Linked DNA regions of Mus musculus: region 1 is linked to region 2. Evidence: chromatin loops called from intact Hi-C (ENCODE). Cell type or tissue: left cerebral cortex. All regions are shown on one strand. Links, peaks and the distances in the headings refer to the core of each region. The heading gives the core; the rest is flanking DNA. Region 1 holds the start of Rgs21 (regulator of G-protein signalling 21). Region 2 holds the start of Brinp3 (bone morphogenetic protein/retinoic acid inducible neural specific 3).

Region 1 (15,924 bases), core at 4,339-12,338, 1.9 Mb after region 2:
CCTAAACCTGATAAACAGCTTCAGTGAAGTAGCTGGATCTAAAATTGACTCAAACAAGTCAATGGCCTTTCTCTACACAAAGATAAACAGGCTGAGAGAAAAACTAGGGAAACAACACCCTTCACAATAGTCACAAATAATATAAAATATCTTGGTGTGACTCTAACTAAGGAAGTGAAGGATCTCTATGATAAGAACTTCAAGTCTCTGAAGAAAGTAATTAAAGAAGATCTCAGAAGATGGAAAGATCTCCCATGTTCATGGATGGGCAGGATCAATATAGTAAAAATGGCTATCTTGCCAAAAGCAATCTACAGATTCAATGCAATCCCCATCAAAATTCCAACTCAATTCTTCAACGAATTAGAAAGGGCATTCTACAAATTCAACTGGAAAAACAAAAAACCTAGGATAGCAAAAACTCTTCTCAAGGATAAAAGAACCTCTGGTGGAATCACCATTCCTGACCTAAAAAGTGTACTACAGAGCAATTGTGATAAAAACTGCATGGTACTGGTATAGCGACAGACAAGTAGACCAATGGAATAGAATTGAAGACCCAGAAATGAATCCACATATTTATGGTCACTTGATCTTTGAGAAGGGAGGTAGAACCATCCAGTGGAAAAAAGACAGCATTTTCAACAAATGGTGCTGGCACAACTGGTGGTTATCATGTAGAAGAATGTGAATTGATCCATTCCTATCTCCTTGTACTAAGGTCAAATCTAAGTGGATTAAGGAACTCCACATAAAACCAGAGACAGTGAAACTTATAGAGGAGAAAGTGGGGAAAAGCCTTGAAGATATTGGCACAGGGGAAAAATTCCTGAATAGAACAGCAATGGCTTGTGCTGTAAGATCAAGAATTGACATATGGGACCTCATGAAATTGCAAAGCTTCTGTGAGGCAAAAGACACTGTCAATAAGACACAAAGGCCACCAACAGATTGGGAAAGGATCTTTACCTGTCCTAAATCAGATAGGGGACTAATATCCAATATGTATAAAGAACTCAAGAAGGTGGACTCCAGAAAATCAAATAACCCCATTAACAAATGGGGCTGAGAGCTAAACAAAGAAGTCTCATCTGAGGAATACCGAATGGCTGAGAAGCACCTGAAAAAATGTTCAGCATCCTTAATCATCAGGGAAATGCCAATCAAAGCAACCCCGAGATTCCACCTCACACCAGTCAGAATGGCTAAGATCAAAAATTCAGGTGACAGCAGATGCTGGAGAGGATGTGGAGAAAGAGAAACACTCCTCCAATTGTTGGTGGGATTGCAAACTTGTACAACCACTCTGTAAATCAGTTTGGCGATTCCTCAAAAAAATGGTCATAGTACTACTGGAGGATCCTGCAATACCTCTCCTGGGCATATATCCAGAAGATGTTCCAACCAGTAAGAAGAACACATGCTCCACTATGTTCATAGCAGCCTTATTTATAATAGTCAGAAGTTAGAAAGAACCCAGATGCCCCTCAACAGAGAAATGGATAGAGAATATGTGGTACATTTACACAATGGAGTACTACTCAGCTATTAAAAATAATGAATTTATGAAATTCCTAGGCAAATGGATGGACCTGGAGTGCATCATCCTGAGTGAGGTAACCCAATCACAAAAGAACTCACATGATATGTACTCACTGTTAAGTGAATATTAACCCAGAAACTTAGAATACCCAAGATACAAGATACAATTTGCAAAACACATGAAACTCAAGAAGAACTAAGACAAAAATGTGGACACTTTGCCCCTTCTTAGGATTGGGTACAAAACACCCATGGAAAGAGATACAGAGACAAAATTTGGAGCTGAGACAAAAGGATGGACCATCTAGAGACTGCCATATCCAGGGATCCATGCCATAATCAGCCTCCAAAGGGTGACACCATTGCACACACTAGCAAGATTTTGCTGAAAGGACCCTGATAGCTGTCTCTTGTGAGAACATCCGGGGCCTAGGAAATACAGAAGTGGATGCTCACAGTCAGCTATTGGATGGATCACAGGGCCCCCAATGGAGGAGCTAGAGAAAGTACCGAAGGAGCAAAAGGTGTCTGCAACTGCAATCCTATAGGTAGAATAACAATATGAACTTACCAGTACCCCCTGGAGTTCATGTCTCTAGCTGCATATGTATCAGAAGATGGCTTAGTTGGCCATCAGTGGAAAGAGAGGCCCATTGGTCTTGCAAACTTTATATGCTTCAGTACAGGGGAATTCCAGGGCCAAGAAGTGGGAGTGGGTGGATAGGGGAATGGGGGTGCTGAGGGTATGGGGGACTTTTGGGATAGCATTGGAAATGTAAATGAAGAAAATACCTAATTAAAATAAAATGAAATAAAAATTGTTTAAAAGTAAAATAAAATAAAAATACCATGCTAAAACAAAAAATAAGAAAGAAAGAAAGAAAGAAAGAAAGAAAGAAAGAAAGAAAGGAAGGAAGGAAGGAAGGAAGGAAGGAAGGAAGGAAGAGAGAGAAAGAATGAAATAAAGAAAGAGAGAAAGAAACAAAGGGGGAGAGAGAGAAGATAAGCAAATTCAATCAAAATAAAAAAGAGGGGAAATGAATGTGTTGGCAAAGAATAGAAAAGGCCAAGAGATTTAAAAACATCAATAAGAAAAGAGAAAAACGAAAGAGCGAAAAATAATCTTCTAATAATGAGAATAATAACGATTAGCCTTCCTTCTAAGCATTTCACTGTTGAAAATAAGCCTTAAGCCAGCTGAATCTTTTATTTTGTCAACTTCTCTCCCTTCTGTTCTCTATATAGCTATCACCCTGGCATGGCTGTGTCAGCTTAAGTTCAGACAGACACTGTCTTGTGTATGTCCTTGCTTTCAGGTATCTGAGATAGCTCACTCAGTTTAAAACAACAGTTTCTCTCTCAAGATAGTGCTTTGCCCTGGCCATCATAGTCACACAGAGTAACGGAGTGATATCATTCTTCACTGCTGACTCATCTTGACAAAAGAATCACAGGCTCACCCAAATTTGAGTTTGAGGATTATGGGATCTGAATAGTACCCTCTCTTTCTGCATTACACCCTTGAAGCTATTCTGCTTTGAATCCTCCATGCTGGGCAGGGACTGTACAGGTGAAGCTCTGTTCTGTCAGGCTTCTTTTCCAAGTGACACTGGCCTTTTGGCCACAATTTTCAAGGATGCTGTGATTCCTGAAAATCACAAAGGTTTTTTTCTTCCTCTCTTTGGAATAACCAGTTGTTTCCTTACCCATTGTAACTGCATATTCAGTTTTATTAGATAGAAGTACGGGGAGAATCTGTGTTCAGTGTCTGGTGCTCACTGCAGTAACAATTTCAGTTTAACAGGGCTTGGAGATTTGTTTGTTCATAATTATTTATGTAATGAGTATATGAAAATGAGCATTCTATAAGCACTTGTGGAATTAAATATTTTTTTCCTTTTTAAATGTTATTGAAAAGGTGAGGAGAGATAACTTTTCCATATTCTTTTCAGACATAGCTCTTCCCAAAGAATCTGCCTATTTAGTTGTATTTTATGATAGCAGTCAGAATAACTACAGAATATTGAGAGTCAGGAATTTAAGGCAGAGTACACTAATAGCTGAGTAAGGTACTTCAACAACATTTTCCCATGGATACATCAATTTGAAGAGCTATCAATGTGTCCAACTTCTACACAGGATGTAAAGAAGCTCTAAGAAAGACTATGGTGGCACCAACCAGATAAGCCAATCCTGATGATCAGGATCCACCTTTCTGTCCCCTTTGCCACCAGCTGTGTCATAGCCTATGTAATCTGATAGAGGAAGACTCAAGTATGACTGAGTATTTGGGCTTGCGGGCCATGAGAACATGACCAGAGGAGAAAAGAAGAAAGGAGAATGAAGGGGGAGAGAAGCTTATAGGCTTACATTTTTAAGTTAATGCCTAAATTAGGTCAAATTTTTCACATACTCTAAATGACTTATTCAGACACTTATAACCTGCATGAGTTGTCCAGATTTCTTCCCCATTCTGGAAAAGCATCCAGATATCTTAATCCTTATCTGTGCCTTTCTTTATTAGAATAGTCTCATTTTTATATCCCAAAATCTTTTTCTGAAGTAACATATTTTATTTTTTAAAATAAGATTTTTTAAAAGCCATAATAACATTTGTATGAATTTAGCAAGTACATTTACAATTTGTTGTAGAATTTTTATGTTTCTTGGGGAATTCACTGTGTATTCCCTCTTTATAATATCCCAATCACAAATGCAATTTATGTTTTTGCCAAAGCTTACTCTGGGGAAACAAAAATTCATTTTCTCTCTCTCTAGTCCCACCTTGAAACCTATCAAGTATTTCTGGTGGGACCCAATAAAAATGAACTCATGACTCCCCTAAAATCTGTATCAAAGTTATTGAGGAAAATTGCACTTTGTTGATTTAATTTTTAATCTATTTCATAGTTTGTATAGTCCATAGAATGATCTAGCATGAACATGACTTTTGATTTTAAGTAAGTTTTAGTAGCAAATGAAGAAAATCAGCAGATGCATAGCAAAACACTTTTCAATCTATATTTACAATCTTCCCTCGAATAAACAAAGTCAGCCCTGTCAAAACTATTATATTACAGTTACTGGTTGAGAAGCTCTTGGGCAGGAGGGCTTTTCCTTGGATGAGAACAACATTAGTCATTTTTACTATAGGCATTTCTCTCTCATGAGATGAGTGATAACTTGTGCTGGAAATAGTTCAGCCATTAGCTATCCTTAAGGACACAATGCCTTTATTCTTGAGTTGTTCTCCTGTTTCTAGTCACAAAGTCAGGAGATCAGCCTGACCCAGGACAGGAACTTTGGTGAACATTTTTGGACAAACATGCTTTAGTCAGATGTGGAAGAAACAAATCCTATATTTAGAGACAGCTTCTTAGCTTAAACAGCACAGGACAAGAGACATGTGCATAAAAGGCATTGGCTTTTCTTTTAAACTGAACTCAGTAGCTTACAGTGAATAGGAAACATGCTGTTTAGTCCTGTGACAACTGTCTGGTTCCCCAAAACACCTGTCCTCCTTACCACCTGGATAGATATGTCCAAATGAGTTTTATCTTCTGAAATTAGCATTGGGAATAGGGACTGACAGGAGACAGACAGCATTCTCTTTCCTTTTAGAGTGTAATAAGAAGCAGACCATTTGATTTTTCAAAGGTTGCCCTATGGTTTCCTTAAGCATTAAGGGCATTGTGTGGCAATCTGTATTCATGATCAAGGTGACAGGGCTATGAATCTCTACAAGTGTCTAACCCTTCCTGACAAGTTTTGGGGTGGGGATCTGCTTGAAATCCTGCACTCATAGCCTGTGTTTCTGTGTCTGAAGATGGAGTCAGACAGCCTGACTAGTGTAACAAGTATGCTTCCTCTTGCACAAAACAAGGTTCTATCATTTCTCTTTGAGCAATGGCGGTGAGGATGTTCAGAGATCTAGGCTTTTGAACTTTTAGGAGGTTGGAGTGTTTCCTGTGAAATTGAATTTCTATGAGCAAGGGCTTTTAAGGGAGATTCTGTTTTCAAATTCTGTAACATGGTTGGCTAACTCCACCTTGCTTATAGACTTTAGTGAGCTCTGAATAACATCACAGGTAAAATAAAAGCTGGACATTAGGAATTCCCTTGGACTTCTCTGTTCTTTTTACAGAAAAGATTCACAGGTGGAAAAATGTTTTTTCCTAATTCCAAGGGGGTTAATTTGCTCTAATTTTCCAAGAGACAAGCTGTGGGGATCCTGAAGATGGCATTCATCCACATCTGTAAAGCACAAGCAGTTGGAGAGACTGATGGAGGGAAGCCTAACCCTTGAGTCTCTCAGGTCAGCATCTGTAGAGGGCATGTAATAAAAGCAAAACTTGGATGACTCAAACCCCCTCGAGACTAGATCCCAGTGCAGGACTGATTCAAGTTTATCCAAATCTGCTGTTCCAGGCCCTGGCTATTTTTATCTGTAACCCAGGTAGCATTCTTGGAATTATTTGAGTTCCCTTCTAATCTTATCAGTAAGATGTATCAAAGTGAGAAGCCCTTCATTCTAAGTGGTAGACACCAGTCTTCTGCTTCAAACTTGTCTGACAGACAGAACAAATTGGCAATCACTTAGTCAAAGAGATAAAAGTTTTTCTCTTTCCCAAAAGCTACATAATGGTTTAAGGTTCTTTCATAACCTAAAGTAACCCCTTGCATGTCGACAGAAGTGGCCTTACCCTATCCCATGGAGTAGATACACGAACAAGTGATAGCTAATGAGGGCAATAGCAGGAAATACATTTTGAGAATTTACAACAGGTCAAGGGGGAGAGGAGAGGTTAGTGTTCTGATGAAATAGAAAGGAAAGTTGCTCTGCTGTAGGGTTTCCCTAAACTCAGATTCATTTTCTTAATGTATAAAGCCATACTGTATTTTTAAAATCCAGATTGGGAGCAAGCTTGAAAGGCATTCATGATCTCTGCTCAAGAATGCAGAATCCTCAAGTTACTGTTAAGAGTACCTAGAATCAATGTAAAGCCTCTCTCAGATAGCTTCTATAAAGGAAAAGAGAAGAAATTCAGCCATCATCCAAATGTTAGTTCCAAACAATAGTGGTCCTGACTCTTTTTCAGTGTTGTAAAAGAGACAAGAAAAGGATAAATGATGTGGACCTTTTATAAAAGGTTTTGTCTGTCTCCAGAGAAAGAGTAATTTCCTAAATATACCACTCCTTTTAGCATCTGTATCAGGTTTTCCCCTGACCATTGTGGAGTATCATCTTTATGGAGCCAAGCTATAGGTTAGTGATGGAGTGTTAGTCTGCGCTCATGAACCTCTAGTCACCAAATACATTAGCATGCTTTCTAAGATACACAGACATCAGAAATAAAAACAAAAACAAAAACAACAATCCATCTAAGGGCACTTTCATTTTTAGAAAGAATAAGAAACAAAAATAATCACAACTGTTCCAGGATGACAAAAGGGTGCTGGCAACTTACAGCCACACCCTCTTATCCTTTCAGATTCGGCATGAATTATATTCAGCTTGGTAATTCAGGGGAACTCAGAAAAGAGATAATCTTTCAGAGTCGTAATTTGGTTCATTTCCTTCGACAAGTAGAATTAAAAGGCAAGAAAAATCCTGACTATAACATGTATCCATGGGGGAAATCTGATACACAGTCAGAATTAGACCTTAAAGAAAGGTTTTTGAAGTGTATGCATAGCAAACCACACAAAAATAAACATCTACTGAGAAGCAGACCTGGGAACTTGGGAAGTTATATGTATAAATCACAATCAATAGAGTTAAATGGGTATTATGCTAAATATAAGGAAGATATGTAGTAATGCAGATTCATAACAAATGGATAACAAGATTTGTTTCTTCTATATGCTTTGTTACAAGGGGAAAAATACAAAGCAATTGCTTCGATGTTGGCATACTTGCTTATGAAAGAAGTTTAAAAGCACTTAGGTATGAAGCTTTGCTATTTTAATGCATGATGATCACAAATTCTATATTTCACTTATGGTCCTCCCCTGTGATCTTGTCTACTGTCTAATGCTATAGACATCGAAAATGTCAATTGTTAGACCAAAAAAAAAATGTTTCTCATTTTGTAAAAAATCTTCAAGAATCCAGGATCTGAAATAGTGATCATATTTTGAACATGATACTGTAACTGTCTCAATATCTCTCTGTTAGCTGTTGTGGAAAAGTTATTAATTTGATTATCACATAAGTATTTTATTGGAAATGGCATATTATAGAAGACTGGAAAATCAGATTTTTCTTTCTGAGCCAGGCTATTCTCAGATTCTCTTGATACCCTAGACTAGCATTAGACTCTAAGCCCTCTTAACATTACCCGCTATGTTTCAGAATTAAATGTAAAAAACAACATGAGAGACTAAACATGTTTTCAAATAGCACAGTACAATACTATGTAAAACCATACAAATCAAAAAAGTCATTTTTCTAGATGCTTCCCATAAAACACATTAAATTGCTATCCTCCTAAAAGCTTTGTTGTTTCCATGTTTCTACATTAGTTTTCGCTGTCATTGACTTGGCAAAATGTATTTAAACTATTTATCTATATCTGTGGCTAGGGTCTCTCAATATATAGTTGTGAGATGCAGATCTAGAAATAATTCATTAGTTAAGAAAGGATTGCAAATGTTCACATTTTAGCTAATTTTCCAAAAATGACATTTTGCATTCTCATAAAATTGAAGATTGCTACATGGCATGGTGACACACATGCGTGACAGGCAGAGGCAAGAGAATCAAGGATATGAAGCTAGTCTGAGCTACATAGTGAGTTCAAAGTTAACCCAAGGTACACAGAGACCTGGTCTTAAAAAACCAAGGGCTGAGAAAGTCGATGAGTGGCACAGCATATGGAAGACCCTTTGTCCCTCAGCACTTAAAAAGTGGTGGGTGGATCAGATCCTATTTTGCAATCTTACCTAGCTAAGACTATCCTGAATATAATGGTTACCACATTATTTCTATAATAATAGTGGTAAGGATTCATTCATATATTTATTGGTCATTTTTGGGCTTTATTGCCCAAAACTTTTCTTTTACTGCTGCATGCTTAGCTCTTCTTTACATGTTTCCAGTTGGTCTGTGACTAACTTTTTGTCATAAAAATGCCTTGTGATTTTTGTTTGCACAGATTTTGTTACATTAAGTTTGGAAATGCCACTCTGTGGCTTGTGTTTTCTTTTGCTAGTGAAATAAACCATGTATTTAACATAAACTCCTGACATCTACTAAATGTGTAGAATTAATAAACAAATGACAGTATGTGATCTTTATTAAAATATTCCATCAAGCCTGCTACTGCTTGCAACCCAAACCTCAGGAAGTGAAGGTAGGGGATTTAGAAGTCCAAGGTCATTCTCACCTATATACCAAGCTTAAATATCAGCTGATGTATGAGGCCACGTCTCAAAAACACAACAAAACAAAAAAGTCCTCTTGTAGTCAAAGAACTGTATGATTAAAGAAATATACATAAGCCCATTTTTAAAAAGCAACCACTTAAAATCCTTAAAATCATTTCAATGTTTAATAGGACCTTCATAATCCAAATTTTTAATAATGTCAGAAAATTATAGAATTTTTTTAAAGAGATCCTATACTCAAATCTATCACACTGTAATGCATATCACTTCTCAGGTTGAAATAATAAAAGAAAACTTAAAGAATGAGATACCTTTTTTAAAGTGGAATAAACAAGTGAGCCTGCAATGATTTCACTAATGTAGTCAACCACTGACATCTATTGGCAAAAAATAAGTCAGACAGGGTTAGCTAAAGTGAACAAAGATGGGATTTTTAAAATTACCTTAGTTTGAATATTATATTGACTTAAAAATGTTTTTAGTCATGGTTTAGGTTAAGTACAATAAGACCCTGACTAAAAACACAGAGCCCCAAACATGGAAAGGAAGCGTTTACAGTGGCGCAGATAACCTTGTAGGTTTTCAGATCAAGAGTATGTTAGAAATGAAAACCCATTTGTTATTAGAAGAAGATTATGCTTTAAAGTTTAGAAATTTAAGAAAGAGGAGGCAAAGCCCCACAAATTGCTGCCAATTTTCAAGAGACAGGAAAAGACAGGTTGATACATTTTCAAACAAATCAAATCACTAAAGTTTTCCTTTGGTGTACAGTTGTGAGCTTTTGTTCATGTATCAAACAACTTCTCCATTTTTTTTTTCTGTTTGACTAAGTATGACTCCTTTGACTTTCATCCCGACAGATCCAGGAATCTGTCGCCTCAAGACACCTGTGCACAGTGTGATGCCGTTACAATAGCAAGCTTGTGCAAATATGACTAAAATGCTCAATTATAATTTTAAATATTAGATACTGTAAAGAATGTGATGCATTATGACATGGAGGTAAGCAGCTCAGAAATCCCAGCTTTCCTGTAACCTACAAGAAAATAATAGAAAACGAGAAAAGGACGATATAGTTTGTCAGCAAAGAGCTGTGCTATTACATGTTGATGGATAAACTACAGCTGTAAAGAGGATAAAAGGTAATTGGGCATAGGGAATGCATAATGTCATCAGAGACACATGTTCGGGTTATATTAATCCTTCTTTGACACTAATGGGAATCAAAAGAGGGAGAGAGCCCTGGGAGGGGCCATGGAGAGGAGACTCAGCAGGAGGGAGAAGCAGGGGTCTTGATGGCAGGGGATGAGCATATTTGGAAAGGTAACCCAAGCAACAGACTAGTGTTAAGGGGACAGAGTGAACGTTGTGTTGACTTGGAGACAGTGCAAAACAAGTAACACGGGACACATTCTACTGGGTTCTGTGTCCTTCGGAGGGTGCTGTGTCCTCTGGAGGGTGCTCTGATTTTGAGTGAAGTAGAAAGCCATATTACCCAAGGTTCCAGAGTGGGACCTGGGTGTATACAAGGGAAAACTGTACACAGATGGCTCAGAGACAACTGTTCCAATGGGGTAATTGAAAGAAAGAAGCATGAACAATGCAAGAACAAGCTAGAGGACTAAAGGAAAGGTTTATGAGCAAAGCTCAAAATTAGTTTTCTCTCTTTCTCCCTCCCTCTTTCCCTTTGTCTTCCTCTTCCATATCTAGAAAGAAAAAAAAACAACAAAAACAAACAAATCAAATAAAACAAATGAAAATCACCATCATAGGAAATCTCTAGTGGGATAGTCAGATGTTAGCCAGATATTATCATTTATTTGCACTGTAGCATAGTTTGATGAAAGCTTCTGTTAAGAGTCTAAACTCGTGATTTATATGACCAGAGTTGCCACAAATGAAAAACACTTTTAACTTTTCAAGTTTATTCTAGATGCATAACAAAGCTCAGTTTCGATTTATCCTAACATCTAAAACTGAATTATTCTCTATGATCATCTAATAAATCTGTTCCCTAAAGTTTCTTCCTCGGGCCAGAGGACATCACTTATTATTAGATCCATGTTCTGTTGAACTATAAAATTCTAGTTGATAGAATTGCTTAGTAACAACATAATAGTGTAGGCTAATTAGCACATCAATACCATATTCAGATTTGGAGCCTAAATGGAAGAGTACGGACCTTCAGCGGAAGCCCTTTTCGTTGGGGTTTGCAGATAATTTGGTTTGTATCAAATGCATTCTGCTGGCCATGTTACCAAGGAGCCACCTCTGTGTCAATTATGAGCTACAGATTTATAATCAGCAGCTCTACGTGAGACTCAGTGGGTGGCACACTCTCATTTCCGTGCCTTCCCTCCAGTGCAGTTGATTCACTGCAAATGGGTCATAAGTATGTTCAAGAGACAGTTACCCATTCCGTGCAGAACTTTGTGGAGCCGCGCTTCACCAATTCCATACCTGCAAACACGGCCCTGAACTGTTTGGAAAAAACACTTTTTTCCTCCAAACCTTACTTCTATTTTATTGTTTATTGTTGAGGTGCTGGGAATAAAGCCCAAGGGTTAAAACACAATTCCGGCCTGGCAAAGAAGCCCCTATCACTGAGCGCCACCCTCAGCCCTTTTAAATGCATTCTTTTTTTGTTGTTGTTAATTTTTTATTAGATATTTTCTTCATTCACATTTCAGATGCTATCCCCAAAGCCCCCTATGCCCTCTCCATGCCCTGCTCCCCAACCCACCCACTTCCGATTTCTAGTCCTGGCATTCTCCTGTACTGGGGCATATGATTTTCACAAGACCAAGGGCCTCTCGTCCCCTTGATGGCTGACTAGGCCATCCTCTGCTACATATGCAACTAGAGACAGTTCTGGGGGTTACTGGTTAGTTCATATTGTTGATCCTCCTATAGGGTTGCAGACCCCTTTAGCTCCTTGGATACTTTCTCTAGTTCCATCAATAGGGGCCCTATATTCCATCCAATAGATGACTGTGAGCATCCACTTCTATATTTGCCAGGCACTGGCATAGCCTCACAAGGGATAGCTATATCACGTAAGAAAGAACCACCCAAAGACTGCCCCACGCAGGGATCCACCCCATATACAACCACCAAACCCAGACACTATTGCATATGCCAGAAAGATTTAGCTGACAGACCATGATTAAATGAATTCTTATTTCCTGTCCCTACTGTGCTTTTTGTTTCATATCATTCTCAGACATCCCACTGTCTGGTCTTCTTGACCATCATAACATTCACATTTCATGTGCCCAAATTACTTATTTTGCAACAGCAAAACCCCTTTAAAAACTAATTTTACAAAGCAACAAGAATATTAGAATATGGATAACTGTGTTCTTAATTCTCCCTTCCTCTCTTCTCCCTCCCTCTACCCCGCCCCCGTGTGTGTGTGTGTGTGTGTGTGTGTGTGTGTGTGTGTGCTGCTGAGGAGCTTTAAAATTGCTTTACTTTCACTTTCTTGTTTCTGACTTCCATTTTCAATATCCTTTGCTTCTCACTGGATTGTGAATGTGCCCTTTCCCTATGTCTGAAAATCTTTCAACCTTCACCATTCATTCTAAGAATCAGCAATACGTTATGTTTTTATAGAACCTTTCTTCCAGGGAACAGAGAGTGTTTCATATATATTACCACATTCATCCTTAAAATTTCTCTCACAACACCCATAGCCCTGACTAAAGTATGCCTCCATCGAAACCCCTGGCCATATCTTTAGTTCTTCTTTCCTTGGCTGCCTTTTCTATAAACTCTGTAAATCAGTTTCAAAACCCAGTGTCTGGAGCAAATATGCATAATTCTATCACACAGGTGACCTTTCTTTCTAACCCTGTGCTGAGAATTCACTGGCTCAGTTTCAAGGTTTTGCCTGTTCACATGGCAAGCATGAGGTTACTAAGATTTTACCACTTTTCTGGGACTTTTCTTTAATATAGTGAAATAATCTAACTTTGAAACAAACTGCACCTGTGTCCCTATTTTCAACGATGTCACCTATGTTTGTTTTAAATTATATTTATATCCTCCTTTTGTTTATTAGTTTAGTTTAAGTGAAGTTATATCCTAAATTATGTTTGACCCATACTCATGTTGATTTTTTTTTTATTAAAACATACTTTTTTCCAGGAGGGATGGCTAGCATTTGCTTGTATTTACGATTGGGGCAGTCTGGTGGTAAATGCATGAGTGTGATACTTAATTTACTCCTTACAGCATGTATGAGCTCCTGTCTAGAGCCTGCATATTAATGGTGGAGCATGAAGCTCTCCAAATGCAGAAAACTAGGCCTAGGACAAACATGCTGATTTGTTGAAGGTAGGTTTGTGTTGAAGTATATCCACATTTGAATCTGTTTTCTCTAAGCAATTATTTAATGTATTCAAAGCTTTACAAAAACAATAGATACATTTTTGTTTTTAACAGAATTCATCAGTCCTCTATAAAATTGTTGTCCTATGTCTGAGGACTAAATTCCAGGTGGAAAGCGGTTTGGAAATTTAGTCTAAATTCTGACTACTTGAAGAAGACCATCAATATTCAAATGTGATGACAAATTGAGACTCAAAAATAAGCCATGTTCTTTAAGCTCACTCAAAATGATTAAAAATTCCCTCCAGAAGCACCAAGTCCTGAACATTAACTACTCACCAATATGCATTTCTAAATTTGTGTGTGTGTGTGTGTGTGTGTGTGTGTGTGTGTGTGTGTGTGTGATTGTTCATCTCATATGTGTATACACCTCTTCCTTTCACATGTGACTATATAGGAAGAGAACACAGGTGCACAGGTCTGTATAGGTTAGAGGTCAACATTGGTTGTCTCCTCCTCACCTCTCTGTATCATAGATTTTGAGAAAATATCTCTCACTGAATCAGAAACTTACTGATTTGTCTAGACTGACTGGCCAGAAAACATAGGGATCTTTCTACCCCTATGCCCTCAGGAATGGAATATACAGGTCCACCTCAGGGGCTTCTCAACTCTGTGTGGTTGGTAAGTATCCAAACTCAGGTCTTCATATATTCACATCAAATGATTTAACTGTATAACACATTTTATTAACTCTTGGTTTCGTGCTTTTATTAATAACACAAACCTGTTGAAAATTAAAAGAAAGTAAATATTATTCTAGATTTGTTTGGTATTCAAATTTTATTACATTCATTTATTTCTTCATTCATATGAAAACAAACAAACAAAAAATCAACTTGCTAGAATCAAATCTTTTGTACCCAGGGATTAAAATAGAGGTTATCGGGCTCAGGAGCAAGTGTCTTTACCACTGAGCCATCTCACTGTCTCATCAACTGGTTTGCTATATGGTAAATCATGCCATAGTGAACCCATATTGATGTGATTTGATTTGTCTTCAGTTCATAAGTAAAAGAGTCATTAAAGATAATCTCACTACAGTAGCTGGTATACTTCTTTTATATTTCAAGTATCTCCTATTACTCTCAAACTTATTAAATAGTTGGACAATTTTCTCTAATGTCTTCTCTTAATAAAGATGTTGTTTACATACCAAAAGCTTGTTCAGTATTTTAAGTGTCCTTCAGATGCACGTTGATTGCTTGAAACTAAAGAATAAGGTATGCAGATGTGAAATGAAAGATGAATTTCCCATGCAAACATTTAGACCATATGAAGCCATGCAAATACGACCTTCAGAAGGAAAAAGTTTGTCATTATTTTTTTTTCAAATTGATCTCTGTCGTCAGAGTACAATTGCAAAGTAAAGATTTACATTTTTTTTGACTGAAAAAATAATTTACATACCACAGGGTAAGTGACTTCACAGTGTGAAAATTCCAGGATACACATTCAAGCAATAGGTCATTAAACAGAGACCAGAACAGTTGGGGGTAATGGGTGGATTTGATTTATTACAACTTGATAGAAACAACAAGATCCTTCAAACTATAATTTAAATATCTGCAGTATGAAATGAATTCAGTGATGTTCAGAAACTAAGCTAAAGAATAATGTGGTTGTTTAAAGATTGTTTAGAAAATAAATATACATGGTAGGGAGTATGCTATAGAAAGGTTACCTGTTGGAAGACAAACACATTATAGAAGCAGGATCCTCGCATCAGCCCCGAGAGCAAAGAGCACATCAAGGGAACAAGAAGTGGCTTCCTCTGCATCACATTTGTGTGAGTATAAAGTCATTTACACTTTGTTATTTAAAAAAAAAAGAATCTACTACAAAGAGGGAACTGATGACATTTGAACATAAAAATTCCAGATATTAGATCGTATTCATCAAACTCAGCAAGCTGAGAATCATAAAATGAAAAACTTTTTACTAGCTAATCATTTGCTAACATTCACACAAAATAATATATTGTCACAGATTGTCAGAGCACTGACACTCTGCCAAATAGTTTGATTCAAATTTGAAAAGGAAAATTGAACAGAGAATAATATCAGACTCCACAGGAGGAAAGAAGAGACAAGATGCAGAACCACCGAGCCCATAGGAAATAATTACCAAATCCCAAAATAATAAGTTATTTTTAATGTGAAGATGGGGTTAAATATAGGATGTAGTACATATTTAATATAGTTTTTTTGCAATTCACCTGATTTGGACAAAACTTAAGATGGCAATCATAGTACTGCTAAAATGGATACATATAGCTTATTCTTTTCACCAGTCTTTTTCGATTTTATCTTTAAGGCTTAAAACTGTCTTTATTTCACACAAAATAAAATTTAAAATACAATGGGAGCTTTAGGTTTTTTTAAAAAAATTAGTCCATATAGGTTTAATTCTCAGCTTAATAAGATTCTGATAATCAATAAGTGCATTCCTGGCTCAAAATGAAATGGTTCCTGTATCTTTGTCTCTCTTCTTCCATGAGCTAGCTACATTAGTATTTATGTGCACACATTACATGTTCAAAGTTTGTATCATATGTCAAAATTCTGACAGTTCATTGGATCCTTTTCTAATATTTGTTGT
Region 2 (15,924 bases), core at 4,328-12,327:
CAGCTTTTAAAAATGTTAAATAGCTTATGATTGATTATTCAGACCATAGAGGAATTCCTTAAAATTAAAGATAATTTTTTCAGAGAAGAATTTCAGATAATCATTATCCAAATATAAGAAAATTAAGTATGAAGGATTCACAATTTTTTGGTAGCTCCCAATTATGTCTTCTTCCTATTTATAGATGCCACTCCATCCACAGGGTAATTCCACGATATTTTACACAGCATGAAACAGGGATGTGTGACTATTTCTTTTTTTCTAGTATACCTTTAGTTTCAACAACCAAGTCCCACAGGGACACAGACCTTATAGAATTTGACACACAAACACTTAACTATAATAAAACACAAAATTTGTGAAGAAAGTCCTTGTGGTGTCAATCTGAGATTTTATTTACTTTAATTATGAAAACTAAATGAGCTAATAATTAAATAGTATTAAATTAAAATGTTCTTGATTTAAGGAATCTGGAATTCTTTTGAAAAAAAATGAATGAGATCGTGTAAAATTAGAATTCTAACACTTTTTTCTCATTTCCTGACTTCTTTGTCTCTTTAATTTTTTCCTTTAATATACATAATAGAAATATATTTTGAATTGACCTTTCTCTAGGCCGAATCCTTAAAAATACCTCTTCTTTAAAGAGAGATATATTGACAATATCAAGATTGGACATTCATGACAATGAAATGGGCAAGCAAGCACCACATCTCTCCTATTGGCTAAATAAGTGCAGAGAATACTTCAGATAACAAAGACTTGTGGACCTCTGCCTTACCATTGCTTAGATCGGCCATGTTTCTGTTGTATTTCTAATGCTTTATGTACACAATTAACAGCTTTTTAATACATAGTTTTTGTTAAGAATCAAAAATAAAAACATAGAGGTTATCTCACTAAGCAAACTAAGTCAGAATTACCTATTAAAAAAAAAAGTAGGTAGTGCTCTCCAGTACCTTCTGAATACCTACTGACAGATGATGCCAGAAATGTACATATTTCTAATTGAATGGTGTCTCTTCACTAACCTTTGCATGTCTGACATGAGTGACAGATATACTAGCTAATGAAATAGTCTCACATTACCTGATGTTAGTAATATACTGAGATGAAATTAAGTGCTTTTTTTTTTTAATGGAAAGCATCTGCTTGTATACTGTTCCTCAAAATAGAAATTTAAGAAAATTTAATAATTTCAAGAACAACTCTGTGCAAAATATTAATTTAAGACCTATAATAGTCCTAACTATTACTAGGTTCAAATGCTGATGCACTAAATTTGGATAGAAAACTTAATGTAAATTTTCATTAAATATAACACACACATATATATGCATATGTATACATATACATATATTATAGCTTATCTTCCACATTTCAATAACCATCAAATATTTGAAGAAAATTCAGAAAAAAATAAAGTGGGCAAAATTATGTCTGATAATTAGAGAAGAGTGACTATTAGATATTCCTGTTATGTTATGAAATGAACAGTAATTTGGAAATCAACTAAGTAGAACATAACAGAAATTATTTCACAAATAATAGTCACAGGAAAAGCTATTTATCACACTTAACTGAGGCCTACCTTAGTGATAACTACATTACAATAGACAACTTATATCAATAGATAGGAAATAGTTGTGTTTACCTCAGACATTTCTAAAAGACAGCAAAATATAGCCAATTTTGGTCAGTTTTGTGATGAAATAACCATGTAGGAGATAGATGGATAGATTAAATTTCTGTTTGCTTTATGCACTATGGATCATTGAAAGTAAACAAGTATATTAATAGGTCATCAAAACAGTTCTTAGGAGCAGCTGCCTCTTCCTTGAAATCAAAATTGATTCTTCAGTTAGCTGTTGTCTGGATGGGTTCAAATGCAGTAAGGCAGTAGTGGTCTTTGGCTCTCCTGCCAGCCTATATGCAACACACTGGAATTTTTTATACCTTCCAAACAAACTCAACAATGACATGTTAAATATTATGAGAGTTATGGTTGGATTTAAAAAAAAAGATGCAAAAACCTCACCATACATACTAGAGTTTACTGTCATTACAAAATATGATCAAATTTGTTTCCCATATGCAGCTTACAATTCAAATACAGTACTGTGTGTATATTATTCAATAATGATTGTTTTATATTTAAAAATAATGGTAGTCAGTTTCTAGTGGTAAAGTTGTGGAAATAGATTGTTATAATGGAAAGAGGAAGATAGAGAGCATTTATTATGTTTTAAACCATGAGGATTTTTACTCATTAAAAACACAACAGACACTTGGGTTTATCACCTATCCCAATCTCTTCCCAATTTCAATAGTTGTGTTATATATTTACATTAACTGTGATAGAAGACCTTGTGCTAATTAACATATCTCAAAGCAGCCACAAAGATTCCTGTATTCAAAGTATACATATATCAGTTTTTACACAATAATAAACAACTAGAATAAACATGATTTGTTTTGGTTTATTTAGTTTTGTCTCTTACACAAGGTCTCACTTCATATCTGAGACTGGGATAAAACTATGTAGCATAGACTAGCTAGCTTTGAAGACAGAAAAATTCCCTAGCTTTGGCTTTCTGAATTAATGGATTTTAGACAAAAAACAAAAACAAAAAACCATCAACAACAGCAATAAAGAAAAAATTGTGATTTTTAAATATGGCAGTTAAATAAACCCATAATGTTCAAATGCATTATTTAAAATAACATTTTCCCCAAACTAGCTTATGTCTGTGAATCTCATTGTTTTAAATAGAAATTGCATTTGAATAAAAAAGGGAATATATAAAAAGTTGCATGTTGTGTACTGGCCACTCTTTGAATCTGAGCGATCTGAAACGCATGCTCACTCAGGTCTGTTCTTCCCAAGGCTGGATTGTTTTTTAATAGTGTAATATTCTAGAGATAGATTTAAAAATTAACAAGATGCAAGAGTCCAGAAAAGTTAATAAAATCTAGCTCAATCCTGATGAGGTTGGCTGATATAGAATTCAGGAAGAATAAGTCTATCTGTAAGTATTTCTTCACAGTAAATCTATAATGGAATTTAAATGAAACACACCATTATGAGAGAATAATTCTTGCATAGCATAGTGCTATAATACGTTTGAGTGTAATGTTCATATATTTATTAATCCAATCAATAAATGTGTATTTTATAGATTTAATTTTCTGGAACTATAATATGATAGTTCCTTTATTAGCTATTAAGGAGAATTTGTTATACTTTGGGTGCTCTTAAGGCATCTAGGTAAATTAGGGTTTATATATTAAAACAATACTTAAAACAATTTGTAAAATAGGTCAGACTATGGATAAGTATATTTTAAACTGTAGGCATAATAAACTTTTACAAATAATAAATTAAAATTGAAAATAGTAGATACTGATTCAGTGTATTGTCAAGTATGTAGATTATGTATCACTTTCTGCATCACAATTTGTATTTCCTTAATTGAAAATAAACCTTCAAACAACACACTGATTTCATCCTTAAATATGTAGTAATGCATCCTATCCATCAAAAAGTATTAATTATGTAAATTCATCTTAGAGGGAAATAAATTTGCTACTGGATCACAATTGGACTTATGTCACTTGTTAAAGAATGAAAACTTTGTTACTTTGAATACAAATTAGTAAACACTTGAAAACTCTTTGCGTTATTTATTTTAAACTTTATTAAGAGCAGTAGATTCATAATATAAAATAATTATCTGTGAAATCCATTCAATGAGATAGAAATATTTGTGATAAATTGAATACAAATGTTCTTTGTGGATCATCAAATATTTTTAAAAAGGATATAAGAGTCTAAAAATGTAAATGTCAATTATATTTGAAGACCATTGTGAGGGGTTATGTTTGCCACTTGATACCATTAAGATAGTCATGAGCTAGTTCTTGGTAAATTTTTCGGGCATTGAGTCAATGGAAAGCCCATTAGTACTCAGATTAAATTTCAAATTCAGAGACTTGATTCTATTTTATAAAAGAGAATAAACATTGTTATACACTTTTATTATTTAAACAATTAAAATTGGCCATCAAAAGACAATGATATTAAAACAGAAAGTAGTATTGCTAACATTTGATCTCAATGGGAATTTATATATTTTAATATGGAAGTTATAAACTGATATAATATACATAATGATATATTGAAATACTGACCAGAATAATACTTCAAAGTGTTAAAATGAAATTCACCAAGTAACTACTAAATTAAAACACTAACTCTTCAGACGTCATCCTCCTTCACTTTAGTAAACTATGAATATATAAAAAATACGATGAAATACAATTTAATTTTTTACCACTTTAACATTATTATATAAGACTACTTTTTATTTCATTTGAGAATAGAGATTATCAAACTGATAAATATCAATCTACTAAGTATCAGCATTTTCTTTCATTAATTGATAGCAAGAAGGCAGTCAATTAAAATCCTCATTTTCTAAAACTGTATGTACTTTCTTAAAAATATAAAATGCAAGGTAAATATTCTGTCAATAAAACAACATCTGCAATGCCTCAACAAGTGTGTTATTTTACTTTTTAAAGGGGGAATAATAGTAAAACTCAGGTGGCACCAATACATCATAGACTAAGAATACTTCATAGTCACATTAAAAGGGTTGAGTCAACATTTGTTCTTAAGAAGTTATAACACTATACTGAGACTAAGAAATCCAAAGATACAGGAATCCTTGGAGTGGATGAATTGTGGTATTTTTGTAGCATGTTTGCCTTTAACTCCTTTCAATTTTATCTTGGCATGTCCTTAGAAAACATACTCTACTCTTTGTTACTCATGTGAGAAATAAGAAAATAAAACTGGTGAGAACAAGTCTTATTAGGACAATATAAATGAGGTAGAACTAAAATGGAGATGCAGGAGAAAGTCTTCCAAAGTTCAACTTTTCCCGTGAACTTCCTCTTCAGAGGGGAAGTAAGTAATGGAAAGAGTCTTCAAAAAACTATATCATTGATCCTATATCCTAAACATAATTACAAACATACATGGGCTTCTCTTTTATTAAAAAAATAGATTTATGTTAATCTTGTCCCATACTGTTATTCTAGTTTCATTTATGCTGGAAGTATATCAATATTAATGTCCATTTTCTATATTAATAAAAATTTTTGAATCTTGCTCTTACCAGTATCTTTTCATTTGAAAAATGATAGGAACATACCTTTTAACAGCAAGAAATAGAAGTTATAAAGACCCCAACTATGTTTCTTCTCCCTCGTGCAGAACACGCCTATGCAGAACTATTTGGGAAAGCAATTGTATTGCACTTAATAGCATCAGTCTAATACACAGTTAACTGTAAGGATGGTGTGTGCATGTATTCGTAACAGGAGTCCAAACACCTATGCTTTAACAAAGTTGCTTCTTTCAACTCAGATTTGATTATTTAGCTGTAGTGCACCAATAATTTTGTTGAAAACAAGCAACAGGTACTATAATTTAAGAATCATACATTTATACAATAATGTTGGTTTTCTTAAAGCAAAATAGCCTAAGAGAGGATGAAATAATACCTGATTCAGTTAAAAGTAAATGAAATTGATCCTTAAATGATCTCCTGTATATTTCACTGAAAGACTATGACTTAAAGGGCATTTCACATAAATATATTCTCCATCAATCCAAAATTGAATACAGATGCACACATCCACATAGAGATATAATGAGCATGCTTTTTACAACAACCTCCAGAGACTAAAATGTAAAAGAACTGGCAAATTGAAATTTGTTAATGACTTTCTCTTGTGGGGTAAAACTGCCATTTGCTTCTAACTAAGAAAAGTACTACAACTTTGCAGCTTTCCAACCAAAAGTAGCAATTATTCTTATTTATTCAATATTTTATCCGGGAACCTTACAAGCAGAAAAAAATATTGACTCAGAGGTCTAAGTCAATAAATGTAAGCACTAAAATTATTTCACAGATATTGTAAAGATAATTTCCTAGACAAAATGCTATTAGCAACTGACATGGCTTTATGATGGTGTCTTATTAATTTGATGGGTTTTCTGCTTCACTATCTGCAAATTCTCAGCTCCTTCAACTCTAACCAGAATTTAACAAAATGAAGACAGTAATAATAATAATAAAATACATTAGACCCTGCAGATGTATTATTCTACTTACATTCAATCTGATAATGGAAGAAATCTATTGGCTGCTCAATCTATATATCTACCAAACTTTGACGAAAAATAAAAAGTTTATTTTAGGTGTGTTTCCATAATTTTCTCCCTCCCTCTCCTCTCCCTCCCTTTTTTTTTTTCAATTTTTCAGTTGTTTTTCTTAGACGTAGATGTATCTGTACCTGGGGATCATGTAAAAGCCTGCCTTTGGGTAATCTCCTCCTCCAATTTTATAAATCCATTTAATATCAAACCCGAGCATTTTTGCTTTCAAGATTGAAAAGATAGTATAAGGGTGTCCCCAAAAACATTTTCTCAAGTAGTCAAAATTACTTTTTTTAGTTCAAGAGACCCTCGATAGTTCTTCAGTTGCCCTCTGTATAGGAAGGTTTGTGACCTCAGCAAAAGACATGGTATAAGACATTTCTGCAAGTGCCACTTCCATATTGCATTAGGACCACCCACCCCTTCCTCTAACTCTATACCTTCCCAATCATTGCCTCTCCTCGAGGTCCATTTGATGATTTTTCTACCACTGTTCAACATTTAAATAAAACCACATTAAACATTTAAATGAATGCACATTGAATCACTAAATGATATTAAACATACTCATGAATGCAAATATTAAGAAGTTATGCATCTTAGAACCATCTAAAAAATGCATGTCTTCAGTAGGTCGGAATAGAAGTATCATCACAAGATAGGTCAAACACAGGCTATAAGGTTGCTGATATCACACAGACCTTCAGTCCTTACCTGGTTAACTGCATGATGACAAACAAATCAAAAGAAAAAGTCCCTAGATTCTGAATCATCTGTCTCCACGCTGCTCTGACAGCTTTACAGCTTAGGGTTTTCTTCCTGCTTACACATATTTGTCTGGCAATCCTTTGCAAGGAATGCTAGGGTTAATCTGTAACCCAGGTCACCTCCTCCTCTTTTCCAACAGCTGTTTGACAGCTCACACAGAAGAGAAAGTGCATTTTACCCTTTCAAGTAGAACCTACCCTGAATCTCCACACCAAGGCTCCCTTTACAAGGAGGTCCCTGCTCTGCTGGAGAACTGATCACGTTCTGGACCTAAAGGAAAGTACAAGGCTTTCAGCTTCAACTCTTAGGGACTGGGAGAACAGCCATCAAAGACTTCAACTCTCTTCCCCTGTTTGGCTACAGACGCTGCAGAAACCCGCAGCCCAGAAGCGCCACCCCCTCCCTGGTGGTCACCACTGGAGCTGAGAGCCCAGAAATCAGTCCTCTTTCTCTCAACCCCACCTCCAGGAAAAGGGGGTGAGCAAAATAAAAAGAGAACTTTATAGTGGCTTTAAGGTAAGGTTGTATCTGCTGAGCCTCAGACTGCGGATAACATAGCATTCCAAGCCCTGACTCCAAGTTGAAACCCAACTCACTTCACCCGACCGCCCTCCGGATTCTGTGAGTTAGTGGAAGGAGGAAAGGCATGAGTGATGATTAGCAATACTTAAACACTGATCTTAAAAAAAAAAAAAAAAAAAAAAAAGTACTTCAGCTATCCTAAGCCCTACTAAACAGACAGATAACAGCAAAGATCGGGGTTTTTAAAAAGCAGCATCCTGGGGAAGCATCGCGCGCTGTGCTTAGACTCAGCTCACGAAAATAATAAAGAAATTGCAACACAGAACGGTGTTAAGAGATTACAGAAAAAGCAAGTCTTTCTTCCACACAGAAGAGGTTTGGGAGCCCAGGAAAACTAGACAGTCGACGTTGTGGGAGGTTGAAAACCCCTTGTGAACCTCACTCTCCTGGGCTGCAAATGTCCACCGTGAGCCGCAGGGCTGAGAGCGAGCGGAGCCTGCGCCAGCGGGTCGGGACTCCATCCCCACCCTCGCACTCCCGCACCAGCACTGAGCCCTGGACCAGCCAGGCTACTAGGCGCTTTGCCCTCCACGTCCCCAGAACCCAGGAGGCTTAGATATAGCCTAGGGCTGCCGCGGAATCTCCAAGACACACTCGCCTGTTGCTAGCCCTCTGGTTAAAGCATTCTTGGCTGCAAGAGCCTGTCTCTCCTGTCAATTTCCCTCACAGAAGGCAGAGCTCCTGGTTCTAACACAGCAAAACGCACTTACCTAGACAGCGAACGTCTGTGCCTCACTGTGTCACACTGATTAAGCAGAAAACCGTCTGACTGCACTGAAAGTTTTCTCCCTTCTCTCTCTCTCTCCCTCCACCCTTGCGCAACAGCAGTAGTCCTCTAGAGAGGGTATTTGAATTGGCGAATTACACCAAAGCCTCTTTTCTTCAAATGAAGTCACGGACGCTAATGGCCCTGGCTTGTAAGGCAGGACGGACCAAACTGAACTGGCACAGACAGCAGGTAGACTAGCGCTGGGTGAGGGACGCCAAGAGGTGCGGATCACTGTGTGAGCCCCAAATCCTCTCGCACTCGGTGGGAAGCAAAGGGGAAAGCCCTGGAATCTGAGGAGGGGGAGGGAGATGGTGCGATGCTGCAGCTGGAGTACTTTTATGTCTGGAAGCTTTAAAGCCTTTTGAATTAAAAAGAAAGGAATCATTGCCTAGATTGTCGCATCAGCCATCAATGACTGGAACAGTTCTTTCCCAGAAATTAAAAAGAACACCCCCCCCCAAAGGATAAAAAAGAGTCAAAATAACTTAGGAAGGAGAGGCTTAAACAATAGATCCTCACCTCCATCCACCCCAATAAAGGGGGATTGTGCAAAAATTTGTGCTTTACAGATTATGACCATGTGCATGTTTGTGATTGATAATTACCAAACTCTTGGCCAAATGTGAAGTGAAAACCAACATTTAAATGCTCCTCAAAGCAACTCGGAGGAATGAGAAGGATCATCAGTTAAAGACCATAGAAATGTTCATAAAAGCACAAAACAGGGACCATATTAACATACTTATTAAAAAACTGAGGGCAGGGGTGGGCAAGTGTGAAGACGGAGGCAATTACATTTTTCATGTAAAGTCCCTCCCTGAATTTCAATGTGTTAGAACCCAGATAATCAGTGGCTTCTGAGAGCTCTCTTCATCTGAATGGAGACCTCCCTGACCAATTAACTGTCCCCAGCACAATTTACAAAATCTAAATGCATTGCAAAATGCTGCCTAGACAGTAACCATGATGACCAGAACAATGTGCCCAGGAACATATTGGATATTGTGTAAAGAATGATGCTCTCAAAACTCGGGACTCTTCCTGGCCATGTAGTGACATGTCAGTATGTAGGATCCTACTAAATCACTAGACACACTTAACCAAAGTCCTCTCTCAACCATTCAGTTGTTTAGGATGAGATGAACACTTGCTGACCTGGACCACCTTCTAAAGATCAGAGAGACTAGTGAACTTTCTCAAACCCATACATAGCCAGCCCTCCTTCAGAAATACCTATCCTACAGGCATTATCATAGACTAATAGAAAAAAAATACCCCCTCAAATGGCACAATGCTGTGTTCCAAGAGGGGTACATTCCTGGGAGGTGATGTCCACATTACCTGATAGAAACGTATAAGGATTGAGGAATTTCTTTTTAAAGGAGGTATTGGGGTAAGTTATTTCATGGGCTACATCCTACTAGTTCGATCATGTACTAATGGTCACACAAATAAGTATTTGCAATCTGAAATTAACTGAACAAAGAACGCAGAAAAAGACAGAGACAGAGAGAGAGAGAGTGGAGAAAAAGTAGTGCTTATTTTTTAAAAGTAAAAATTAACACAAGTAGTAAAGTACTCATCACATATAAAGAAATACTTACCAGAGGAAAGTTAATGAAGCAAGATGAGTGTGAGAGAAACATATCCACGATTCAAGGAGACATCCCATGATCTTCCAAAGCAGTGTAGAGTGGTGAGCTGCAGGAAAGTAGGAGTTGGAAACACTCAGTAGTTCCTGGTGGCATCTAATCAGGTGAAAGTCACTTATTCCAGGGGCCAAGAACCCAAAAATGTTAAAGAAGTGCTTTCTTTCTTTCTTTTTTTTTTCTTTTCTGAGAATGGTTAACAGTGGGAACCTTTCTTATGATAATCCTCAGGCAAACAAATGTACCAAACTGGAAGTACCCACAAAGTGAGGAAGCTGGGTAACCCAAGAGAACAGGATGAATAAGACAAACAGATCTCCAAAGAGAAGTGAAAGGATGTGTTGTAAACAGGAGTAGACAACTAGTGAGCTAGGCTGTAGTCATCTTCAGAGAGCAGCAGCACTGATTTAGGCTGCTGGGGATGATCCAATGAGAATTCAGGAGAGCAGCGCTTCGGAAATCCTGCAGGATCTTCCCACTCACAGTTCTTTTCAGAGTTTACCTGCACTGGGAATGTTATCATTAGGATTAATAGTATTCCATCAGTGCATTTCACTAGCACTTCCTTGGAATCCTTTCCCTTGCAGAAACTGATCCAGGCATAGTAAGAAAATCGACTTAACACACAGCCCAAATAAACCAGCAGGACCGGTCCCATTGCATTGATCTAATCCTCAGCGATTTTTTTTGCATAGACAGGGGCTGGGAGGTGAATGGTTGAAGGTCGTAGTCACTCAGAGTTTTCGAGGGCGCTATGCTTTGGAGGGTTAGCAAGATGACCAAGAGGCTGATGATGGGTTACCTAGGCGGCAGCAGCCTTCCTAGGTCCCACTTCCTCGTTAAATCATGCAGCCTGTGTTTAAGGCAATTGCTTTCAGTACTGAGCCCCTGCGCTAAAGACCATGCTACAAGAAGCTAGATGTTAGGGCAGTCCGAGAACTGTCCCTGGTCCACTGGGGGTGGGGTAGGAGGGGTGCACGAGTGGCCGTCTGTGCCATGTCTGCCTTGCATTTGATTCCAGCAGTTACCAAGCTAAACTAGAGAAAGAAATAGCTTTGTTGTGGATTGCATTGTCGAGCCATTTTCGTGTCCTGATACCGCATAAACGATCACCTGATCGCTGGATCGATTGGGTAAGATTAGCCTGATCTCTTCTCCCTTTCTCTTTTTGTGACCACCCCCTGCCATCCCTTCGCAGTTCTCTCCCTAAACCTTTCTTTCTCTGCTTCCATCCCTATCTTCTCTTCTCCTTTCCTCTCGGAAATCTACTGTCACTGGGGAACTTGCCTGTTTGAGCTTATAACACTGTAACCGATTTATTTATTTATTTATACCACGGATTGACCATCACCTCCCTTCTAAAAGTATTTTTGGGGTGGAAGATTCTGGGTCCTTATCTTTAGAGATTCTCTGAATGACCCAGAAGGTGTGTAGAGAGTACAGTCAGGTAGGAAAGTCCTTAGTTAGCCCTGGATTCCAGCTCAGTCTTGCTGAAGCTTACAAATTATATATCTGTCTGTTTTAGAAATCGAAAGAGAAGGTAGCTTGGTAATCGATTTATTTGTTGTAGAAACTGAGTTCCTGAATGGTGGAAGGGTTAATCATTTACGGAGGATAAAAATGTTCTTCATAAGTAATCTTATTTTCTGCGGTTGAAAAGGCAACACATTGCTTCTCAGCGACCCATCCCCCACTCCATTCATTTATATCCTTTCTGTATGTAAATCACGGAGGAGCTGGGTCACTGGAAATTTTCTTTTCCTCTTTCTTAGGAGAGTAGAAGCCTGCAAATGTGAAATTGGGGGCGGGGGGGGGCGCTTTGGAAACAATATCAACATTTTAAGGTCCTTCCTATCTTGTATAAAAATACTCACAGGTAAAGTATCTTTGGTTTCTTAAGGATTCCTCTCACCTTTAACTCTTTCTTTTCTGGAAATGATGTGAATTTTGGTGTAGCAGCTCATGTTAAATATACTATAAGCACACTTTAGCTAGCTCTGTTTTAAAATTAATACTGTTTCAGCTATAGTAATAATGCTATTGGTTGTTTTACCCCATCTTACAGGAAAGATAACATTAGAAATATTTTATTAAGTATGTATCTTAGTTCCAATTCGTATATCTGATCCACTGTCCCAATTGAATATTTGCTGGTCGTGATAAAGATTTCTGGCTTGCCCAAAGTCTATAGCACACCCACTTGTGAATGGTTATCTTGAAGGGAGGGCATGTACAAACTTGTGAAGGAGCTGAACAGCTCTTTGATAGTACTGCGATTATATTCTGCTAAATGTGGAGAATAACAAGTCTTGAAACTGGCATGAACTTGGATTATAAGTGCAAGCTGACGATTTTGGATCCAAAGTATTACACGATGATGCCAAATAGAAAGCATTGCAATTTTGAATTACCAAATATGTTTCACTGTCAAAACATGTATATTAATTTTTCTCTGTTGTTAATCCTAGTGTGGTACCTTATCTCCAAATTTCAATAATAAAAGATACGCTAATTAGTGTAAACATGCATGTCTTTTGCAAACATGAGGACTTCATTCTCAACATAAATATATATTGAAATTCTATTGATTAAAAACAAATTTATGATAACCATCATTATAGAAGTCTGTACTATAACATAAAGAAAGGAAGAGAGCCAAGTGCCATGCATCTGAAACAAATTGAAATATGTGTGCTCAAGTATCTGTAGTGTTTATTACTGTCAAAGACTGCAAAACACAAACATTTTGTGATGTAGCTTTCCTTTTTCTTTTCAGGATGCACACTGTCCTGAATGCTCTGACAAAGTAGAAAATTTCTTTGGTGTCTCATTGTATAACAGGATGGAGTATTTCTGTGTATCTCTGTGTTTATTACATAGGCTGACAAATTTTGCCAAGAGGACCTGAGGATACATAAAATGCTGATATCAATATCTTGAGATATGCTCACTACCAATACAGCTTAACAACTGTGTCAAATACAGTCCATACTTTCTTTCTCTGAGAACCACAGAACGCTGTCCAAGGACACTTACCTAACTGACAGTTAAGAGGAATGTGCTATTTATTTAGGACCCAGTCTGACTTTTGTCAGACAATTGAAACACAGTTTTATTTTATAGGCATCCACAGTGATGTACTCTTGTACTCTGTATTTGTAGCTGTGGTGAACTGAGGCAAGCTTAGACTGAGTATTAAGACCTTGACTCAACAAGCATTGTGTTTATGTGGTGTATATTTGTGTGTGTGTGTGTGTGTGTGTGTGTGTGTGTGTGTGTGTGTGTGTGTAATGTTCTTAACTTTTTAAAAGGCCATGAAAAGAAAAATTCATTCGATGAGTCTTAGAAACGTAAGAAAAGTTTTGTATTTTTAAAAATATTATTAATTAATTTATATGTTAGAGTAAGCTGTTAAACTATATGATTACTCAAATATACCTTCATGTAATGTCATAGACATTGTGTCCCCTGTCTTGTTTTCAGAGCAAATGTCTTTTTTACAATGCCTTGTGAATGTAAGATGTTTTGGTTCTAAGCTGAGAGGGTAGCTTCTTTCATTCCAGGGTGCTCATCTGAAGGTGCTCATTTAGTGGATTTCAAGCAAGTGATGGGTGTTCTTTGCCTTCTTGTCGTATCTTCCTTCATAGCTACAAATAAATATATTTCACATATTACCTCACTAAAAAAATCTGCCACAGCAGCATTCAAATGATTTAATGCTAGAGATGGATTGTAGAATTAGAGAAGGTTCTTCATATAGCTGGATCTGTGGATTGGTCATTCAGAGCCCCCTCTGAAAAAACAGAAACACATTCATATTCTTTTTATATTATTTGGTTGTGTGTGTGTGTGTGTGTGTGTGTGTGTGTGTGTGTGTGCAGAAGCTCACATGGGGAATCACCTTTTCCACCATGTAGGGTTCCAAGATTGACCCCTCACTTTTGGGGCTTGGTGATAAGAATTAACCCTGCTGTGCTGTCTCAACATTGTCCTCAAAATAAATACAGAAATCATGCTGCAGGTTGCTTACACAGAAAGTATCTATATGTCATGTTATTTTTAATATTAAATCTAAGTTATAAGAAAATATAAAATTAAGAACCCATTAAGGAAAATTTTATATATGTATATGAACTGGATATGTAAATATGAATATATATTATTACTTACAGATGAAATTTGACACAAATTTATGCATGCATATTTGTCCTCACTACAATATTGAAGTTTACTTACTTTAGTCTCCTTGCTGTTTACTTTGTCTTCAGAGCTTTCACATCGAAAGTATTCGAAGTTGCTTTAGTACCTCTGTTTATAGTAATTTTCACATTTAATTTATAAGATCAAGATGCTGTTAAATAAACTGATTAAGTGTATTGAATCTCAAGTAAAAAAAAATTGGTACTAGCCCGTTTATAAAGATAATTTATTCTGTTCTCTCACACTAATGAAGAAGTTAAGAACTAAAGGTGACTTGGTTATTATCAGCATATGCCACGGAGTAATCTAGGGGACCCGAGATGCATCTTCTGGGCTTTTCAGCTACTGTGAATTCTATAGCAACTGAATCCTTCAGTAGTTCTTACAGGAGTTATCATTTGAGATTATGATAGAGAATCAGTGGAAGGAAAGAAAAACACTACAAAGACCAATAATGTGCAGCTAGCGATGTCAGAACATGTAGGAAGTTACTGTCTATATTTCTGTTCCAACTGACGCTATAGATACTCCTCTGCCCTCCCCCAAATGAGGAGTAAATATTTGACATCATAATTCTGGTTTCTCATGGAGTTCCTTCAACATTCTGTGTGTTCTATGTTCTTTAGGCAATCACACTCTCACAGTATAAACTGTGGAAAGTCATGCTGCGTGCAATATAATACTCCACTAAGTTACATTCAATTTACCTCTTAAATTTCTAATCTACATGGAAAATGGGACTCTTGCAAAGAGAAAAACAACCTAATAATCCACATATAGAACACATGTGACCTAGAAATTTTCTCATAATCAAAACATGCAGAACATTACTATATTTTATTACATTAATAAAAAACTTTCCAATTTATAACAATATAACAAAAGCTTAGTCATTCAAATTGGAATTTTATAAAAAGCAGAAATCCATAAAAGTTTACTTCAATCTTTTATGTATGACAACATTTGAATATTTCATGCAATTATTTATATATTTATTCATTCAGCAAACCTAAAGTGAATATGAGTATCAATATCCATTTGCCAAATGTTCCTTATGAAATATATAGGAAAAAAATAATAACAACAAAAATAACAAAAATGAAATCTAAACATTTTTAAATGCCCATGCTATTCCCTTACCAACTTAAAATGTTCAAGCTGAAATAATCATTATGACATATGGAACCATTGTTAGCAACAATTGTTGAATAAAGTTTGCCCTGCTATACATGTTTGTGTGCTCATACCAAGTTTTTACACTAGTATAGTTGGTATAGAGCTGACTACATTTCCAATAACATTTCCGTCAACTATTGTTTCCACACTTGGAAAAAATAAATCCCAACTGGGTTTCCCTCATGTTGTTTCTATTGTTCTTACTCCATATTCTTAATATCTATCACAGTACTCAATGTAGAGTAAAAACTCAATAAACTTAAAAGTTGCAACTAAGTAGTACATTAAACTCTACCATTTTAAATAAAGCTTGTATTTAATTTACCTATTTATGTACAAATAGTGAATAAAGCATTATATTTCAAAATATCTTTATAATATTTGTTATATATTGCCCCAGTGATTCAATTTAGAAATCACTCCTCATAAGCAACTCTGGATTATTACTGTGTTATTAGGCATGTTAGTAACTTGATCTTTTTGTCATTGTGCAAAGTATATGCATATTTAAAATCGAGAAGTGAAGTGTAAGAAAATGGAAAATCTGTTAC

Evidence for each region. A loop is a pair of places that touch in the nucleus more often than their neighbours do. Peaks named below come from ENCODE experiments on the same cell type or tissue, not always from the same donor. Only the 100,000 strongest peaks of a DNase experiment are listed, where the experiment ranks them.
Region 1: it touches region 2 in a loop (3-fold over the local background); 2 of 42 quality-filtered maps call a loop at or near these places.

The regions. Positions count from the first base shown.
Region 1 is chr1:144,566,550-144,582,473 of GRCm38, reverse strand. It overlaps Rgs21 (regulator of G-protein signalling 21), which reads left to right and starts at 14,807. Exons shown (of 5, transcript NM_001290269.1): 1 at 14,807-15,112. In left cerebral cortex, for the core only: a CTCF peak has its summit at 9,314; a DNase peak (open chromatin) is centred at 9,310.
Region 2 is chr1:146,490,106-146,506,029 of GRCm38, reverse strand. Brinp3 (bone morphogenetic protein/retinoic acid inducible neural specific 3) reads right to left here and starts at 10,364. Exons shown (of 8, transcript NM_153539.3): 1 at 9,953-10,364. It overlaps Gm29514 (predicted gene 29514), which reads left to right and starts at 10,868. Exons shown (of 4, transcript NR_166160.1): 1 at 10,868-11,130. In left cerebral cortex, for the core only: a CTCF peak has its summit at 7,402; DNase peaks (open chromatin) are centred at 10,462, 11,040, 11,628, 12,216 and 4 more places; H3K4me3 peaks cover 6,623 bases; H3K27ac peaks cover 5,825 bases.